Regions from separate parts of the Homo sapiens genome. Here region 1 is linked to region 2. Evidence: chromatin loops called from intact Hi-C (ENCODE). Cell type or tissue: HepG2. All regions are shown on one strand. Each heading gives the region's core, and the rest is flanking DNA. Links, peaks and the distances in the headings are about the cores only. Region 1 overlaps SLC9C2 (solute carrier family 9 member C2 (putative)). Region 2 has its middle 85 kb from the start of FASLG.

Region 1 (10,495 bases), core at 3,515-8,514, 760 kb before region 2:
TGATTCTATATTTAGAAAACCCCATTGTCTCAGTCCACAAACTCCTTAAGCTGATAAGCAAGTTCAGCAAAGTCTCAGGATACAAAATCAACATGCAAAAATCACAAGCATTGCTATGCACCAACAACAGACAAGCAGAGAGCCAAATCATGAATGAACTCCAATACACAATTGCTACAAAGAGAATAAAATACCTAGGAACACAGCTAACAAGGGATGTGAAGGACCTTTTCAAGGAGAACTACAAGCCACTCCTCAAGGAAATAAGAGGGGACACAAACAAATGGAAAAACATTCCATGCTTATGGATAGGAAGAATCAATAGTGTGAAAATGACCATACTGCCCAAAGTTATTTATAGATTCAATGCTATTTCCATCAAACTACCATTGACATTCTTCACAGAATTAGAAAAAACTATTTTAAATTTCATATGGAACCAAAAAAGAGCCCACATAGACAAGACAATCGTAAGCAAAAAGAACAAAGCTGGAGGCATCACGCTAGCTGACTTCAAACTATACCACAAGGCTACAGTAACCAAAATAGCATGGTACTGGTACCAAAACAGACATATGGACCAATGGAACAGAACAGAGGCCTCAGAAATAACCCTACACATATACAACTACCTCATCTTCGACAAACCTGATAAAAACAAGCAATGGGGAAAGGATCTCCTATTCAGTAAATGGTGTTGGGAAAACTGGTGAGCCATATGCAGAAAACCAAAACTGGACCCCTTCCTTACACCTTATACGTAAATTAACTCAAGATGGATTAAAGACTTACATGTAAAACCCAAAATCATAAAAACCCTAGAAGAAAACCTAGGCAATACCACCCAGGACATAGGCATGGGCAAAGACTTCATGACAAAAATGCCAAAGGCAATTGCAACAAAAGCCTAAATTGACAAATGAGATCTAATTAAAGAGCTTCTGCACAGCAAAAGAAACTATCATTAGAGTGAACAGGCAGCCTACAGAATGGGAGAAAGTTATTGCAATCTACCCATCTGACAAAGGTCTAATATCCGGAATCTACAAGGAACTTAAACAAATTTACAAGAAAAACCCCATCAAAAAGTGGGCAAAGGATATGAACAGACACCTTTCAAAAGAAGACAATTTACGTAGCCAACAAACATATGAAAAAAAGCTCAACATCACTGATTAGAAAAATGCAAATCAAAACCGCAATGAAATACCATCTCACACCAGTCAGAATGGCAATTATTAAAAAGTCAGGAAATGGGCCAGGCACGGTGGCTCATGCCTGTAATCCCAGCACTTTGGGAGGCTGAGGCAGGGGGATCATGAGGTCAAGAGATTAAGACCATCCTGGCCAACATGGGGAAACCCCATCCCTACTAAAAATACAAAAACTAGCTGGGCATGGTGGCGCACTTATAGTCCCAGCTACTCGGGTGGCTGAGGCAGGAGAATTGCTTGAACCCAGGAGGTGGAGGTTGCAGTGAGCCGAGATGCACCACTGCACTCCAGCTTAGTGAGAGAGTGAGACTCTGTCTCAAAAAAAAAAAAAAAAAAAAAAAAGGAAAAGAAAGGAAAAAAAATCCAGGAAACAATAGATGCTTGTGAGGCTGTGGAGAACTAAGAACACTTTCACACTGTTGGTGGGAATGTAAATTAGTTCAACCATTGTGGAAGACAGTGTGATGATTCCTCAAGGACCTAGAACCAGAAATACCATTTGACCCAGCAATCCCATTACTGGGTAAATACCCAAAGGAATATAAATCATTCTACTATAAAGACACATGCACATGTATGTTTATTGCCACACTATTCACAAGAGCAAAGACATGGAACCAACTTAAATGCCCATCAATGATAGACTGGATAAAGAAAATGTGGTACATACACACCATGGAATACTGTGCAGCCATAAAAAGGAATGAGAACATGTCCTTTGCAGGGACATAGATGAAATTGGAAGCCGCCATCCTCAGCAAACTTACACAGGAACAGAAAACCAAACACTGCATGTTCTCACTCATAAGTGGGAGTTGAACAATGAGAACACATGGACACAGGGAGGGGAACATCACACACCAGGGCCGTTTGGGGATTGAGGGGGTGAGAGGAATGAGAGCATTAGAATAAATAGCTAATGCATGGGGGGCTTAAAACTTAGATGACATGTTGATAGGTACAGCAAACCACCATGGCACACGTAGACCTAAGTAACAAACCTACGCATTCTGTACTTGTATCCTGGAACTTAAAGTACAATGAAATAATTAAACAAAAAAAGAAATGAGCCAAAGAATTCTCAATCTTTGGAGACTATATGATGCAAAAGAGCAGGATCCAGAGTCTTAGGGGTGTGTGGAGTGGAAGGAAATGTTGTTTTAGCTATTTCATGTCATTTCATTTTTGGAAGAGGAGAGAAGGCATGAGTTTAGTCATAAGGCTGAATTGAATTCACTGAAGTTCGTGTAACTTGAATCTGAAAGTGTATCTTTTTTATTCAGCTAAACTATTTGCCTCTGGAAACAAATACTGTGAATGAGCTCATGTTATCTACCATGACAATAAAAATAGATAAGTTCATATGGCTTAGTTCCTGAATCCTGGACTTTGGGCTCATGAGCCATATCCTTCATTATATCTATTGACTGATATACATTTTTCTGGTCTCTTATTAAAGTCTATAGCTTTAATCACACCATACATTTTATCATCTTATACTTAGCAAACAACCATTTTCACAATACAAATGCTTCTAAATGACAAGAGTATCATAATTATGCTAGAATTGATAGTTTTTCTGAAGGTTAAATCTGCAGGCATCTTGTTTTTTGATGGTCTTGTAATTTAGTTCCACATCAAGCTGCTATGGCCTGGTTCCTTTTTGTTTCAGGCCTGCTTTATCTCCCTGGAGGATTTATATGAAGGCTTTGATGCCTTCTGGCCATCTCTGGAATATAAAATATGGCTAAAGCTTGCTCTCAGTACTGCCTATCAGTATTTTGAATCAAGTCTTATTGATGAGGTAAGTTATGTGATTAAAATATTAATAAATTGAATTTTTATGCATTGTATTTTTTACAAAATGCATTTCATATTTTTGAGACAAAAATAGAAAGGAAATTTGTGTTTGATTTTTTTTTTTTTTGAGACAGAGGCTCACTCTGTTGCCCAGGCTGGAGTGCAATGGTGCAGTCTCAGCTCACTACAACCTCTGTCTCCCAGGTTGAAGCAATTCTCCTGCCTCAGCCTCCCAAGTAACTGGGATTATAGGCGCCTGCCCCCACCTCTGGCTAATTTTTTTTATTATTAGTAGAGACAGGATTTCACCATGTTGGCCAGGCTGGTGTTGAACTCCTGACCTCAAGTGATCTACTCACCTCGGCCTCCCAAAGTGCTGGGATTATAGGCGTGAGCCACTGTGCCTGGCCCTGTGTCTGCTTTTCTAAAATGAGATTGCTAGAATTTTAACTGCTCTCTTATCCTGAGTTCCTACAGGTTGTCAATCCTTTTGTCACAGCTAATTTTCCCAAGCTACTTGCAATCATTTCTAAAAAAAAAAAGAAGGTAGATTTAGCAAATTCAAAATAGGTAGATCCCCCCCTGAACCAAGCATAGTGTTAATCAGAATGTGTTAACAAACGCTCTGTCTGTATTTATTATTGCCTACTCTGCCGATGTTAATATAAGTCTGTAAATCTCCTGCCTTTTCAAAATCTTTGTGGAGGTGACTGAGCCTCTCTCATGGACTTCCCCTCCAAAGAGTAGTGGTTCAAGTTTTCTCTGGACAAGCACAATTTACAATCTCACATTTGTATCCTATTTAGTAACTATTGGAACCCTTACTAGCTAGTGAGTCAGGAACTGGGGAAGTGAACTGGGAAAGATTGGAAGTTCAGTAATATTCACTGAACTGAGCGACTGGGTATAAATAAATATTGGGTTAAAAAATGAGTGTGTCATACAAGCCAGTCAGGTTTCTTTTACTTTATTGCAATAATAACTTTCAGAAAAATTTTAGCAGAGGGATAAGGGGATTGGAATTCTTCTCTTTTCCTTTTACCTTGCATCTTCATGAGAAGTGGGACAAATTTAGAGTCTAGTATGAAACTTCAGGGGTGAGAATTAGGACCAATGGGTAGAAACTGTATGGACTCAGACTTGACTCAATAATAAGATGAATGTCCTTTAAATTTTTTTAAATTCACAAGCAACACATATTCATTATATAAATGAGAAAGTACAGATATAAAACATTAAAAAAATTGTATTTATTATTAAATAGAGAATCTCTATTTAATACTTAGTTTCTTTCTTTTTTTTTCCATTAAAGAACTAGCCAATTAAGATTTTTTTCCCTCTAAATCACAGAACTCAAAATGTATATGCATTTTAAAATCAAACCAAAACAGCTGATTTTTTTTTAGATTTTCTGGTTGTGAAATACTAGATACATTTGCTAATTTTTAAATGTTTTTGGTTCCCAGTTGTGCTGGTGCCCTCAGCAAATAAATGTATGATTCACCTGTCAGTGACTGAGATTCAGGGACTGGCTCATGTAGCTGTGCCCTGAATGGGGGTGGAGATGTTTAGACTGAGCTGACAGCCCTGTCAGGGCCCTGTGCAGGAGATGCCTACTGTTGGGCTGATCTCTAAATTCCTGGGTTAGTTTGCAAGCACGGCTGTAACAAAGTACCACAAACTGGGTGGCGTAAAAAAACCAGAAATGCATCGTTTCACAGTTCTGGAGGCTAGAAATTAGAAATCAAGGTGTTGGGAGGATTGGCTCCTACTGAGGGGCTGTGAGGGAGAATCTGGGCCAGGCCTCCCTCCTTGGCTTATAAATGGCTGCCTTTATATTCACGTGGCGTTCTCCCTGTGTGCAAGTCTGCGTCCAAGTTTCCCCTTTTTATAAGGACACTAGTTGTTCAAATTAGAGGCCCAACCTATTCCAGTATGACTTCATCTTAACTAATTGCATCTGCAATGACCCATTTCAATAAGGTCACATTCCAGGATACTGGGAGTTAGGACTTCAGCATAAGAATTGGGTGGGAGGTGGTGTGTGTGTGTGTGTGTGTGTGCACAATTCAACCCATAATAACTCCCTCCCAGTTCTAAAGTCTATGACTCTGAGCCTTGAAGTATAGCTCAGACTCTAGCTTGCTTTGTTTTGGCTTTGTGTTATTCCTATTCACCTGTCAAGTGGAACATAAGCTTACTTGTAAGTGAAACTCTGAATCTTTTAAGACTCTGAGTCTTGTGCAAATAGAAATCTCCTGAGTCATAGCCAACTACCCTGCTGTGGCTGAGAGCTCACAATTTAGGGCTGGGCAACAGTATCCAGGGCCCATTAACAGCATAAACATTTGGAATTTAGAAATTTGTCAGAGGCCATTCTGAATGCTAAATAAATCCTGTCTGTTGGTGCCAGGGGCTGTGTACCTTCTGACACCCTCAAATAATTCAGATAGATCAGTAAATCTGTTTTCTTCTTGATACCATCTGTCAGTTTGTATGACTTATTTTCTAAAATGCAATTTTATTATAGGACTTAAGGTTTCAGAACTGTGTGATGTTCAATCAAGCATATGTGGAAACTTTATCAAGCTATAGTGACATGATTATTGATAATATGACCATGAAATTTGTTATCATTGTGTATGGCAGTGTAATTGATACTAAGACAGAGGAACCATATTTTGCACCTTGCATTATACCTACAACCTGTGAGCAGGTAAGAAATATCATTTCTAAAGAGTCTCTTGCTCTTCACGGTGCTCCAAAAGTGACTTTAAAACTCAACTGATCACCTTAAAAAGAAATTTAACCTGGAATGACCCTGTAGTTCTTACTTGCCTTTTACAAACAGTAAAAATGTACCTAGGGCTTCTGTGTACTGTAATACAGGTGCCCTACACAAGGGTGTGCCCAAGGGACAGGGAGCTGAAATCTGCCTGCTGTTTGCTTGCCACGCCCTTTGCCCTGGCGTGGGGCTGTGCCAAAGGAAGGATGAGATGCTGTAAGTTTTCCCTAGTTTACGCCAAGGCAACGATGCCGTGTTCTAGCATAGCTCTGGAAGTATCTGCACTGGTTGACAAAAAAGGAGTAGAGTAGGGGCCACATCACTTTGTTGACACATTAGGGGCTATGGGCACTTGATAGTAGATCCTGGGCCCTGGGCCTCAGCATTCCATACCTCTGTAAAGACAAAGGAAGTGTGACCACCTAGGACATAAGAGGGCATGGGAAGGATAGAAGCAAAGTCCCTAATGGCCCAAGCTGCCTGCCACTGGGCAAAGGAATGGGGAGGACCCAGAGGCCATGGGAAGAGCTGACTGACATCTCTTTAAATCTGGCAGTAAGTTTCTACCTTATGGGAGAGACCTTTTCTCCCAGTTCAGGCTGTGAAAAGTCATTATGAAAATTTGTCCTGGAAAAGTTGGTAAACCTAAAAAATGAATTTTCTTCTTTCAAAACATTCTTATTTTGTACCTTTCATCAATTCAGATGATGAAGGTAATTTACATGTTTTTAATAGAAAATTAAAATCTTGTTTAGCTTTGAAACAAAGGATGGAGGCAAGAAGCAAGGAAGCAACAGGAGTAATACTGCAGCTTAGTTTCTTAAGAGACCAGGGTTTGGAGTCAGGCACACTTAGGCTTAAAACTTGATCCCTGTGCCTACTTGTACTTGAGCTTAGGTAAGTTGCTTAACCTTTCTGACCCTCAATTTCCTTCATGGTAAGATAGGGATAAGGTCAGCAGCCATCTTATCGGGTTATTGGGAGGATTAAATGAGATAATATGTGGTAATCTAAAAATGATAGTTATAATGATTACTTGTTTGATGCTGGCATTCTGGGAGGCAGATTTTATGGCACATGGGACAAATGGTCTAAGAAAGGAAGACAGTCTTGCCATCCTGGGAATGCTGAGCCTTGAGCCCTTGAGCATCAGTGTAGGAGTAAAAGTAGCTTACTGGATGCTGGGGATTCCCTGCTTTCCAAACTGGGAATTTCCAGCCTAGTTATGAGTAAGGTGTAGAAATTTCCTCTCTGGTGTCTAAATATGCAAGGACAATTTGTTGGTCTAAGACTTCTCAACATCAAAGAGGATTTGAAATTTAGAATATAGAGCCAAGATTGAAGACCCAGCTTTAGGCTTTGGCTTATTTTTTATACTCTTTGGAAAGATTAGGAAGCAGCCAGGTTAGAGATCAAAGAATGCTCTTTTGACTAATTTTGACTTTTCTCCTCTAGGTTCAGGGAACTTCTGATTTAAGCAAGCTGCTGATAATCCAAGCATCTGAGCTTACCCAAAGAAATAGTAACACCAATGTCATGGGTAAGGGGTAGACCTTTAGTGGTAGGAAAACTATTGAGAAGGAACTTCAATACATGTAAAATTCCTTTAACTCTAAGAAAGTGATTTGAGAGGGCACTATGTGGGTTTATCATTAGTCCCCATCCTTGGGCCCACCCTGGCTGCCACATTGCCCTGGGAGGTCACATATGAGAGACTTCCAGACCCTAAAATCCAGGTGGCTCCTTCCTCTGCCATGTCCCTCCCTCCATACACTAGTCAGGGGAGAGCAGCTTCTGCAATGCACTCTGTTGCTGCCCTGGTAGGCTGCAGCCACATGGTGCTGGCAGTGCAAGAATGGGGAGGGAACAGACTCTTTCACAGGAGCCCAGGTATGGGGAACTGGTTTGCTCCCAGCAACTGAAGGGAATAGGAAACCTTACCCATAGTCAGTGAGTATTCCATGGTCACAGCTACAAGTCAAATGACTTGCCTTGAGTATGCCTTGATAGTCACTGAGTAGCTATAGTTACATTTATTAGCATCCAACTGCATGCATCATGGTGCTAAGCATTATACAGAGAAGACTTGATAGGAAGAGCTTGCTCTAGAAAAAACACACACAAGATCTTCCATCTTGTGCTCAGCATCCCTGCCCTCCCAAGCCCAATGACAAAATTCTCCCAGCTGCCCCAGCTTGAGGACACACTCTAGCTTTGTAACTCTAACTTGCACCATCCCAGTGTTTACAATTCATGTGATCCATCAGTTTAGCTATTATGCAATTCTTAATGGATTGTTGCTTTGGGGGGAGGATTTGCACGATTTCAAATTGTGTGCGAAGAGTGACGTTTTCTCAGTCTTATATCTCACTGTTTCTCAATTGCTTGCTTTTTATAAAATGCAGCCCCGCTGTGTGCTGGGTACTGTGCCAAGTGCCAATTGGTGAGTGAGCCAGATAAGGTGTTTGCCTTCATAGGGAGGAGAGACAGATATTCAATAAGTAATTAAGCTTTTCCCTTGGCAGCAATTTGAACCTCAGAGGTTCCTGTGGCTCACCCTCTTCTAGGGTCATATGCAGCACTGTGATTTAGGGAGCCCCCTCTGCTCCTGGGTCACCTTTCCAAGTTGGCTAGCACTGAGATGACCATTTCCCCAGCTCACAGTCTCTGAAGGTCTGCCGCTCTGCTGCTTTCAAATCACTCTTGGGGCACAGGAGTCTATGGCAAGGCTGGGAACTCAGGGTCTAGCGTCAGCCCCCTTGGGGCACCCTAAGAAGGGCTATTGAGTCAGAGATCTTAAGCACTGTCAGGGAGCAGGGCACAGGTCCCTAGTGTTCTTGTGCCCACAGGCCCCTTTTCTTGATGAGTTTCTCTGTAATCATTTTTAGATAGAGGGAAACACATCACTTTGTATTCCTCATGGGTTTCAGACAAAAGTCACAAATGGTAGGCACGTGGACTGGATCTTTGACTCTTAATTTGTTTAAGAGTCACTTGTTTTCTTTTAAAATTTTAAAATTAGTTGCCAAGTAGAAACAAATGTTTTGCATTTTAAAAATGCAGATTTTGAAGTTTTCATGAAAAAATAAGGTCTGCCAGCACTCAGCCCTCATTCCTGTATGTGGCAATAGATAGGGCTGAGTATCATTTGGCTTCTATAGAGGGAGCAGATGCTCTGCAGCTTGCCACAGTCCACACTGCTCACTCTCGCCTTTACCCCGCCCACTTCAACTGTTTACGTGATCTGCCTATTCTCATATGAGTTTGTCAGCCCTTGTATTGGACTTTAGGGAGCCTACTACGAACCTCTGAGGGAAGAAAAACAGGGACATTTGAGAGGGGGAAGGGAAAAGGGAAACTTATAGGGAGAAAGCAAATAGATATTTCAAAATATTTTCTGGTTGCCTTTACTCTTAAATTCCTAATTTACTTTTTCTGTTCAATGCTTGGATTTGGTTAGCCTCAGTCAACACGGTCTTTGAACAACCAGGAAAGAATATAAATGGAAGACAAAAGATGAGGTAATAAACTTGACACTTTGATTAGAATTTTTTCTTATTGCAAATATTGAACTATACAGCTAAAATAAATTGAGGCAAAATAGCAAATTGTAGGTGGTGAGAAAAGACACTCCTAGCTACAACTCATTAATTTGGACAAATTAGAATAAACCCCATTTAAATTACTTAAAAATTAAAATTACAGAGTATTTTTGAAAGATGTAATTTTGCCCCACCCCATTTTTACCCCCCTCACTGATATTTAGGTCAAAGAGTAGGGATCTATGGAATTTGGGGTGAGGAGGGACATACATCATGCACACGTGTAGACACTAGGGTCTAAATATCCATGCTCTGCCTCTGGAGTGTGGATTCCTGGATGTACAGATTGCTATGCTTGCAGTTTGTGGAGTCACAGGCTGATCACACGCATCTTCCTAGAGTACCAGTTTTACTTGAGGATCCTTTAAAGAAAAAGGTTAACTCATTTAACTGGTAGGTTATTTGAAACATTTTATATTAAAAAACATATTATCGAGTAGGATGACAAATTTGCATGAATTTTTAAGATAAAACAAGAGACTTCAAGACATTTTGTTGTGGAGAGTCATGTAGATGTTTGCCCCTACATCTTTTCCTTCTTTCCTCAGTAACCAGGACAAATTTAGAGAAGTTTGAGAAGGCTGGAAGTCACGCCTAGAGTTGAAAAGGAATATGGGCCTGTCTTATTGGACCAGGACAGAATAGAGACAATTTTGGTGGTGGTGGGGCAGCCTGCAGGGCTCATGACTGTAGAGGTCTCTATTAGGGCTCCTGTTTGGGCCAGAGCAGACTGCTGGGTGGACTGGAGGAGCAGATGGCTCTGACAGGTTAATAGGGTGCTAGACAAATGCAGAAGTGGGCCAGGTAGCAGTGATGGTGCTAAGCACAGGCTTCAAGGACCTTTAGCCTTTTCCCAGCCAGGTGCCAAGTCATCCCAAATAAACAGCTTTTTTTTTTTTTTTTTTTTTTTTTGAGATGGAATCTCACTCTGTCACATGGGCTGGAGTACATTGGCACAACCTTGACTCACTGCAACCTTTGCTTCCTGGATTCAAGCGATTCTCCTGCCACAGCCTCTGGAGTAGCTGGGACTACAGGCACATGCCACCATGCCTGGCTACTTTTTTGTATTTTTAGTAGTGACAGGGTTTCAC
Region 2 (10,495 bases), core at 2,225-7,224:
GTCCTCTCTTGGTCAGGACTTCAGGCCCATCTTGGCCATCATCTCTTCATACACCATCTACGCCATTGCTGCCATTAGAGTTCTGCAGAGGGCTCGGGGGATGCCACCTTGGAAGAAGCCACGTAGTCCATAGTCTTTGAAAGTAAGTGTCACTGCTTGGCCAATCCATTGAAACTTCAGTGGGTAAAGCTGCATATGAGTTTTGATAACATCCGCAGGTTGAGTTACCAGTGAGGCGAGAATACCAGCAAATATCCCACAGCTGAAATTTGTAATAGGAATAAAGGTTGCATCCACCTGGTCATGGGGCACTATGTTTTTGGTCTGGTTGTAAAACATCAGGTAGTTTCCTGAAAAGGGCATATCTCGAAGGAGAGTTGCTGTCAGGCCACTGAAGAGGCCCCGGTGCCCCTCACTGCGATAGATGCTCCTCACGGCAGCGTAGATACTCTCATAGCCATATTTCCCACTCTCATAGCACATCTTGATTACAGTGATGGGTAACATACAGACCCCTGCAACAGAGAGAGAGCCCACCCCCAGCATGATTGACTCCAGGGCGGTTGGGGGATGGCCTCGCAAGAAATACCGCTTCAAAGACTAGAGAGTGCCAAAGTAGATTCCAACGCCAGGGACACATCTCACAACGGAAGGGGACATCCCTTTCCAAAGGCCTAAAAGACTCTCCGTGTGAACCACCTTCAAGAGTACAGCCAACATCCCAACACGTCTAGACCCATGATCTGAGGGCTGGAGGGTTTGCAGGCGTGTTTTAAGGAGATCCAGAGGTTGGAAAAGGAGGGTAGAGCAGGTTCCACTGATGGAGCCACACAGGAAAGCCTTGATCACCAGATGTAACTGGTGGTGCCTCATGTTTTCTTCATACCATAAGCGTTTCCACTGTGTCTCTGACATCTTGGGGTTGCAGCAGTGACGAATGTGAGTTCTGAATCATTGGAGATGAGGCCCGCGAGTGCTCTGGGCCCAGGGTGCCGTCGACGGGTGCTTGGGCCCAGCCCTGGAGGCCTCGAAGAAGGTGAGGGGATGGCTTACTTTAAGCCAAGGGCTCTCTGACCTCTGCGCCTGTAAGCATGCAGCCGCCCGGGTTCAGATCCTGCTAACACAGGGGCTGCAGGCGCAGAACAATTCCGCCACAGGAATTACGCGCCGCTCTTCACCCGCGCGGCAGACTCCGCGGCTCTGCTCTCCTGCCCATCCTGCCCCGCCGCGGGCTTCAGCACCGGAGGAGATGAGGTTCTGTGTCTAGAACCTTTCAATAAGTCCTTTTCCTGCTTATATAATCTAGAGCTTATACCTATTAATTGCAACCAAGACTCTCAGCTAGAACAATATTTAATCAGTACTTGTATGTTATGATTTTAATAAATATATTTTATTAAGAAGTACAAATAGCTATCACATACTAAATTTCATAAATATTAGCAGTTTAGTAAGTCTCCCTACTGAATCTATTCCATCCTAATAGATGCTGCCACCTACTTTATAGCAACTACCAAATGACAGGCCTAGTACCTAACAAAAGTTAAAAGGGGGACTTGCCTTGCCTTGAAAATTCAGCCCCCTGTAATCCCAGCCCTTTGGGAGGCCAAGGCAGGCAGATGGCTTGAGTCCAGGAGTTCACAGACCAGCCTGGGCAACATGATGAAACTCCGTCTCTACAAAAAATACAAAAATTAGCCGGGCTTGGTGGTGCATACTTGTAGTTCCAACTACTCAGGAGGCTGAGGTGTGAAGATCGCTTGAGCCTGGGAGGCAGAGGTTGCAGTGAGCTGTGATCACTCTAGCCTGGGCAACAGAGCAAGACGCCATCTCAAAAAAAAGAAGGAAGGAAGGAAGGAAGGAAGGAAGGAAAGAAAGAAAGAAAGAAAGAAAGAAAGAAAGAAAGAAAGAAAGAAAGAAAGAAAGAGAAAATAGAAAAGGAAATTCAGTCCCGTGAAGTAATAGCAATTTTTATATACTTGTGAAATATAAACTGTCTTGAATATCTCACTAATTATTTAATACATGCTGCTTCACTACTGGGCTTTTCTTATTCTCTCCAATTGCCCAAATGACTTACCAAGGCAATAGGTAGTGATGATGGCTCAGTGATATAGAATTTGACAATAATTCTATTCGCGCTTTCTTGGACCCAGAGGGATTTAATTATTGAGGAAAGAAAGACAGTCTCCTTGATTGGAGGACAGCGGCACTCCTATGATTTGGATACCCAAGAGCAAAGTTAAATGGAGATTCTAGGGCAGACATGCAAGTGGGCTTGATCTCACTTATCTACTGTGATCTGACAGCAGTGGCTGTCAGGAGCATGGTGACGGGAAGTATCTTGAGGCTACATCCTGGCTAAGCAAGAAAAACATAAGACAATTAACAATGCTTGCAAGGATGCAGAAGTGGTGACAAGAGCCCATATTGGCTCTACATGTTATCATGAAAAAATTAACCAAATAAGACCACGAAGGAGAGTTAGATTACAAGAAACTCCTTATTCTGTATAGTGGCTATGTACAGCCTTAATTTTGATTCTCAATAGACCTGCTGAGATTTCTTAGGGCCTGGATGAATAGTCCAATATCACAAGCCATTAACATACATGAAAATTAAAGATGTAATACTAGCAAGTGATCCTCTTGGAAATGTCCCCATCAGGTTCCAGCTGACCAAATGTAAACTTATTTAAGTATGTTTGTAGATCTTGAGCTCTTAGCCACAAACATCACTTTAAATGATGAGTAAAAATAGATAAGTACTTCAAACATTGGCAAACACTCAAAGATTCAAAACCAAATGTTTCTTCCTAGTTTACCTTGTTTAAAAAGATGACACAAACTACTCCTAAAAACTAGTGACTGCCTACATTGGTAAACATTCTGGTCCTGGTGGCCTCTGGTGTTTCTTCCTTCTAGTCATGTTGTCCTTTTAAGCAAGGGTCACTCTTACTCCTCAGAGGAAAGTCAACATGACTCACTTTCAGAAACTGAAAGTACACCATGTCCACATAAGCAGTGCTGCTTACTGTATAACCGCAAAACCACATCAGAATAAGTCAGCTGCTCAGGAAGGAGAAGAAGGAGTGAGCTGAACAAACTCACCCCCATTCCAGATGGGGAGACTTTAAGAGTAGCCACAGGCTTCTTTGTTAAGCAGAGACTTAGATCAGAGGAGAAATGTCAGTGGCAGGCAGTGCAAGCAGGGTCCCTGGCTTCTGGTTACTGAATACATTGAAACAAGAGCCCACTCAAGGCCCCACTGTAAAGCCCTGAGGTTTTGGCTTCATCATCTCTTTCCTTTCCTTTGGTACATTCTTTCCCTAGTTTTCATCTCTCTCTGAACGTCAGGTGCTCTCTTGCCAAACCTCGTGTTAAGTGATTTTGGACAGGGTTTAAAGAAGTGGATCTTTTCTCTGAGTTAGATATTGTTAGGATCCCATGACTGGGTATCTTAATAATTCTTACCTAGAAGGTGTGAAGAATAAAACGAGACTGACTAAAGCATTCCTTGGTAAAGCAGCAGCAATCTCTTATATCAATAAGGATAGGGGCACACTGGTCATTTTTGTGGTCACTTTTAGACAACGCTCTTGGTTTCATCTGTGCTCAGACAGGATTATAGAGTGGATTTTATTTCTTTCTCTATTGTGATCACAGAGTGCCTTTTCTGATGTTGGCATTCTATGAAATTGTTTCTACTCAACAGGAGAACACTGGCCTAGCCATGAGTGCAGCACTAGCTTTAGCAACACCAAGGTCTAGCCTGTTCTCCATTCTTTCCTTGGGACAATCCACTCTTCCAAGTGACATAAACTAATCAGAAGAATTAATATCAGTTAACAAGAGTTAAGGGGCTGGGGAGGGGGGGTGTTCCGTACTTGCATTATAATAGTGACCTTTTAGAGAAAAGGCTGACCCCAGATAAACCATAATAGAGAAACTGGGTGGAAGAAAATAGATTCAGGAATTCTCCAATTAAACCATATAGGCAACCAGCTCCTCTGCCACCATATTAGCTGATCCTACATTTCATACCCACAGTTGAACTTCCAGGTAATCAACTAAATGAGGTCCATTCATGTTACCCTACTGTGCAGGCTTTTGGGATGGTTTGCCAACCACACTTCTAGAAGTCTCTCCTTTCATACAGAATCTCCTCTCATCTGGCAAGCTAGTCTCTTCTTGTTTTTCTGGTTTCTAAATGAATTCATATTGGAGCTTAACTTGCCAACCCTTATGAGTTGCTTTCAGAATGATCGCAACTGTTCTGAACAAGCCACCCTTTCTTGCTTGACTTCCCACTACTTTGGAGAGTGATTGTGAATCCTTGTGACTTCTCTTCACAGTACTCTTCTGCCACCTGGTGAAAGTTCGTAACACAACAAGACACTAGAGTTGCCATTCACTTTCAACTTCTACACACCCTGACACCAACACTAAGAAAACAGACACACTCACAGATGTCAGTCCATAAACACCTTGTAGGCATCTGATGCTCCCAGAAGAGGCCTGTCCACTAGGATTTCTGGGATGACCCCTCACCCATCTCTCCTTCTTCCGCCTCTCTGAAGGAAATAGCTGATTGAGAAGGATCCAGTTTTTTGCTAAGAGTTCACATTGAGACTGGAAAGGAAATGAGAATAAAAAGTATCTGGACTTCTGAAGGGGCCACAGTCAGCTCTGTGGGATAAGTGAAGCAGGAATTCCTGAGGACATCTTGCTGGTTCTCACCATCTTGTCTATAGTTCGTCCTAACAAATAAATCCGATGTCAACATTTATATCAAAGAAACAAGAAATAAATACCTATCTGTTTACCTCCTGTTTATATTAGGCCAGACATTTTACTTAATCTTCAGAATAGCTCTGTGAGATAATATATATAATTGTATAAATCTATGGGGTACAATATGATGTTTTCATCTATGTATACATTGTAGAAAGACTCAGTCAAGCTAATTAAAATATCGATCGCTTCACCAACTTATCATTTTTTGTAATGAGAACATTAAAAATCTATTCTTTTAGTAATTTTGAAATATATAATAACATATTATTAGCCACGGTCACCATGCAGTGTAATAGAACACTAAAATATATTTCTCTAATCTAACTTAAACTTTATACCCTTTGATCAACATCTTCCCTTTCCCAACACCTTCCAGAATATGTTAACACTCCCACTTCACAGAAAGAAAATGAAGGCATGGAGAGGCTAAGCAATGTGTCCAAAGTGACGTCCCTGGTTAGAGGAAGAGTTGAGGCTGAACCTCAGAGAGAAACGCCCTTGCAACTGCTGTACTTTTCTGACTCTTGCTATGCCACCTGGAGTACTGATCACTGGAGGAGAGAAAGAGGGAAAGAAACTCCCTACCTCCTTCCTGAGTCGACATTCTGTACCTCTTGGTACTGCATTTCTCAGGCACCCTAGTGCCCTTGGACCAGATTCCCAGCTTCCATGGCCTCAGGGAACATGGAATACTAATCATCCTTTTCCTTTGTCCTGGATAGTTGTAATAAGGAATCAGCAAGAGAAACTGAAAATCTAAATTCTCCTTCAGATCTAACTATTAAAAAATATGAAGCAATTAATAAAGTATGTATGTAGACATGTAAATAGAATAATAATATTTTAAATGTAACCTAAATGTTTGAAGGAACTTTTAAATAGATTTAAAAAGAAAATTAATTTTTAAAATCAAAATAATTTCTGAATCTTTTCTGCACACGAATGAACCTTTAGGGTCATGAAAAAGCTCAAACTGATGTATTTGAGATGTAAGAAGGACACCAGAAATGGAGTGCTTGCAACCCAGCCACCTGCCCTGACTGGCCAGCCTGGTGGCTCCTTCCTAGAGGAGAGATCAGGTAGGGCTCACTGGCATGGAGAAAAGCTGGTAAGTGTTGCTCTCTTAGGGAATCTCTGAACATAAGGAATGGGGAACAAGGAGAGGGGGAAAAAAGGAGGAACTCCTTCAAAGGACACTTTGGTCTGAGTGGCATCCATGGCAGAGACCATGAAAGGAACTCACAGATGACTCTCTGGAATAGAGATCACGAAGTGATGATGGTTCAAGAGCCAACTCCATTCCCATAGATGTGTTTTGATTGACTCACTCAGTGCTTTGTAAACTGTGAATTAGTGCCAGCATTTACAAATCAGGAAATTTCATATCAGTTTGTATTTTTGACTTGTCATGAGAAATGGAAGATCTGGTAATGCCAGGCCCACATCCCCACGTGAGAACAAGCTGAGTCCATCCAGGCCCTTCAGAGGATCAAGTGACTACTGCAGGCAGGCTGCAGTAGTCACTCAGCTTCCGTCTGGGAACCTAGAAGCAATTGAGTCTTTGGCTTTTGATCCAGCGGTGGCTGGCCACCCCACCAGCAAAGAACAGTGTACTGCCCCTAAAATCTGCCCACCCACCTAATTCTCAGCCTTCAGACAGGGCCATGACCACATGAATGTAGAGGCTATGGCCCCTCACCCCATTTAAGGATGTCCATAATTTGGTTAATCTTTCTGTACTTGTCAACTTGTGAATTGTTAAAGGCCAGAAGCTGACTCTTATTTTTCTTTGGACCCTATCCTCCTCCCCACTTTCACCCCTCTCAGTTCCTAATAAAGTGCCTTGCCTATAGTAGACTGTCAATAAATGTTGAATACATTTTTTTAAAAAAATCGCTGAGTGGGCGTTGTCTTCTACTGCCATCTAGCGACCATAAAATAGAATCATGCCTAAACACTGACACACCTGTAGGAATCACATGTTCCTTGCCCATCCATCTATTCATCTTCTTTCTTCCTTCCTTTATTTTTTTCATATTCTTATTTTTTCATTCCTTTGTCTATTCATTCATCCTTTCACTCAATACATACGTTTTGCTCATCACCTAGGTGACAGACACTGTGAGCTATGAAGAATCAATACAAACGTGCATAGATACAGAGAACTCCTATTGCTAGCCAAGAGGGAACAAGTCCACTACAGCCACTGTCTCTCATGGATTACAACTGAAAATAGTGGACAAAACATAAACTGCAACTACTTGAGAGCTCTAAAAAAATTAAGAATGCAAGCAAATTAGGAAGGAGAAGCTAAGCTTGAAGAAAAATCCATTCACAGGTGAATTTCCTTGGTATTTTTGTTCTTTTGTTTTCCCACTTTGACTCAAGAGTGGTTCCATCATGGAAGCGAGCAGCAAAAGCTCTAAGAGTATTTCTGATCAGAGGGCCCAGAAAATAGGTCCCCATAAAAAGAGGACTGGGAAAAATGGGAAGAGTAGAAAATTCCCATCAGTTTTTCTATTTTTTCCCAGTTCTACACCAAGGGCAGCCCACCCATGAACCTACAATGTGGTGGCAACAATGTCTCCAGTACCTAACACCTTGAGGGAAAACCCAAATTTTGGGCCAGAGGAACTAGAAAGGAACCAAAAGGAAATCCTGTAGTACAAAAAGGGTAGATGAATCACTTTTATGTTTTATCTTCCTCTCTCTTTTCTCTGCCATTTTGCTCTAAAGGCAGCCCCGATCATGGAGAATTATGGGTATTATGGTCACTATAGCTTCAAGTTAAATCTTATCTTTCTAGTGACCACATAACTAGGAAAACAAGCCCTTGGAAGTCAGAGAATTTGGGGGAAAGAAATACTTGAGGGGAAAGAGCTAGAGAAGGAAATCTTCTAATTCTGTAGCTAAAGACACACTGGAGTTATCTCTGAGTAGCACATGCACAGACAGACCCAGAGCAGCACAGCAAAGGCCTTGAAAATGTAACTAACATTGGAATCACCATCCAGAAAGGTGAGCTAAAACTTGCAGTCTGAACCTAACAAAATTGAGTATCTACAAAAGCAAAATAACAACAACCAAAAAATAACCTTCCCCAAAGGACTTTATTAGGACATAGAGTCTCCCCATATAGTACTCAAATTGTCAATAAAATCCAAAATAACTTGACATATAGCACCAAAAACATCTAACCACTCGTAAGGGAAAACAAAATCAACAGATGTCAATCCTGCGATGACCCAGATATGGGAATCAGACAGAATTTAGAGCAGTTACTATAATTGTGCTTCTAGAAGGAACCACTTTTGAAATGGATAAAAAAATAGAAGTGCTCAGCAGAGAAGCAGGAGCTACAAATACAGAATCAAATGGTGATTTTAGAACTAAAAAATATAATATCTGAAATATAAAATTTACTGGATGGACTCAAGGGAGATAATAGAGGAGTCAGCAAGCAAGTATAGATCAATAAAAATTATTCAATCTGAAGAATTCAGAGGGAAATTATTTTAAAAAACAGAGCTCCAGAGACCTAGAGGAAAATATTCAAAAGTCTAATATTCATATCATTGAAATCCCAGAAAAAGATGAGAGAGAGATTGGCACAGAAAAAAAATTTGAAGAAATAATGGCTTAAAATATGTAAATTATGAAATGAAAAACATAATGTGTAGGGAGCAGGAAATATGTAGTTTTTCTATGTAATGGAATTTAAGGGGTTATCAGCTTAAAACGTACTGTTATACCTATAAGACGTTATATATACACATCTTGGTGACCACAAAACAAAAACCTATAGTAGATATATAACAGACAAAGAAAAAAATCAAAGCATACCACTACAACAAATCATCAAATCACAAAAGAAGACTCAAAATAAGCAAAAAAAAAAAGAAAGAAAGAAAGAAAGAGAAATCTAACAAAATGGCAATAGGAAGTTCTTACCTACTGATAATTACCTTGAAAGTAAATAGATTAAATTCTCTAAGCAAAATAAATAGAGTGGTTGAATGGGGTGGTTTTGTTTGTCTGTTTGTTTGTTTTTGAAATGGAGTCTCGCTCTGTCACCCAGGCAGGAGGGCAGTGGCACAGTCTCAGCTCACTGCAACCTCTCCCTCCCAGGTTCAAGTGATTCTCCTGCCTCAGCCTCCCAAGTAGCTGGGACTACAGGTGCACACTACCACACCTGGCTAATATTTTGTATTTTTAGTAGAGACACATTTCCCCATGTTGGCCAGGCTGGTCTCAAACTCCTGACCTCAAGTGATCTGCCTGTCTCAGCTTCTCAAAGTGCTGAGATTACAGGGATGAGCCACCACACCTAGCCCTGAATGGATTTTTTTAAACCCTAACTATATGCTCTTTATAAGATACTTACTTCAGCTTCTAGGACATGTATAGACTGAAAGTGAAGGGATAGAAAAAGACATTCCATGAAAATGGAAAGGAAAAGATAGCAAATGTAGCTATACTTACGTCAAAATAGACTTTAAGTCAAAACTGTAAAAAGAAACAAAGAAGGCAATTTTTAATGACAAAGGAATCAATATATTAAGAAGATATAACAATTATAAATATATATGCAGGCGACATCAGAGTGCCTAAATACATAAAACACATACTAATAGATCTGAAGGGAGGAATAGACAGTAAAACAATAATAGTGGAGGACTTCAATACCTCACTTTCAACAATTAATAGATCATTCATACAATCAATGAGGAAATATTGGACTTAAACTACACTTTAGACCAAATGGACCTAACAGATGTATACAAAACACTCTCTCCAACAGAAGCATGTACACATTTGTCTTGAGTGCACATGAAACATTCTCTGGGATAGATCATATGTTAGGCCACAAAAGAAGTATTTAAATATGTTAGAAAATTGTAATCATACCAAGTATCTTCTCTGATCACAATGGTATGAAAATAGAAATTAATAACAGGAAAATTCAAAAATATGTGGAAGTTAAATAATGTGTTCCTGAACAGTTAATGGGTAAAGAAAAGAAATCAAAGGGGAAATTTTAAAATATCTTGAGACAAACAAAAATGGAAACAAACATACTAAAACTTAAGGGATGTAGCAAAAGCAGTTATAAGAGGGAAGTTCACGGTAGTTAATGCCTACATTAAAAAGAAAGAACTCAAGTAAACAACTTAATGTTACACTTCAAGGAACTAGAAAGAGAAGAACAAACTAAGCCCAAAGTTGATAGAAGAAAGATCCAAGCAGAAATAAGTGAAACAGAGACTAGAAAGCAATATAAAAGATCAATGAAACCAAAAGGTTTTTTTGAGAAGATTTTTAAAATTCAGCTACACTAAGAAAAAAAGAAAGAAAACTCAAATAAAATCAGTAATGAAAGAAGAGACGTTATGACAAATACCACAGAAATACAAAGGATTGTAAGAGACTACAAGAAACAATTATACACCAAAAAACTGAACAGTCTATAAGAAATGGATAAATCCTAAATATGTATGTGTATATATATATATATATATATATATATATATATATATATATATATATACATAAAACTTATCAAGTCTGAAACAAAAAGAAATAGAAAATCTGAACATACCAATAATGAGTAATAAGATTAAATCAGGAATCAAAAATCTCCCATCAAATTAAAGCCCAATAATAGATGGCCTCACTGGTGAATTCTATTAAGCATTGAA

The links. Hi-C counts contacts between places; a loop is a spot of excess contacts. Peaks named below come from ENCODE experiments on the same cell type or tissue, not always from the same donor. Only the 100,000 strongest peaks of a DNase experiment are listed, where the experiment ranks them.
Region 1: it touches region 2 in a loop (6-fold over the local background); 2 of 110 quality-filtered maps call a loop at or near these places.

Annotation. Positions count from the first base shown.
Region 1 is chr1:173,502,091-173,512,585 of GRCh38, reverse strand. SLC9C2 (solute carrier family 9 member C2 (putative)) reads left to right here. Exons shown (of 28, transcript NM_178527.4): 24 at 2,887-3,018; 25 at 5,545-5,730; 26 at 7,255-7,339; 27 at 9,260-9,320. Among named protein-coding and RNA genes, the nearest start is that of PRDX6, 30 kb to the right of the region's middle. RefSeq lists an enhancer at 6,577-7,776. In HepG2, for the core only: a CTCF peak has its summit at 5,919; a DNase peak (open chromatin) is centred at 5,935.
Region 2 is chr1:172,739,020-172,749,514 of GRCh38, reverse strand. It overlaps the pseudogene SLC25A38P1. Among named protein-coding and RNA genes, the nearest start is that of FASLG, 85 kb to the right of the region's middle. In HepG2, for the core only: CTCF peaks have their summits at 4,359 (motif pointing left) and 6,722 (motif pointing left); DNase peaks (open chromatin) are centred at 2,994 and 4,364.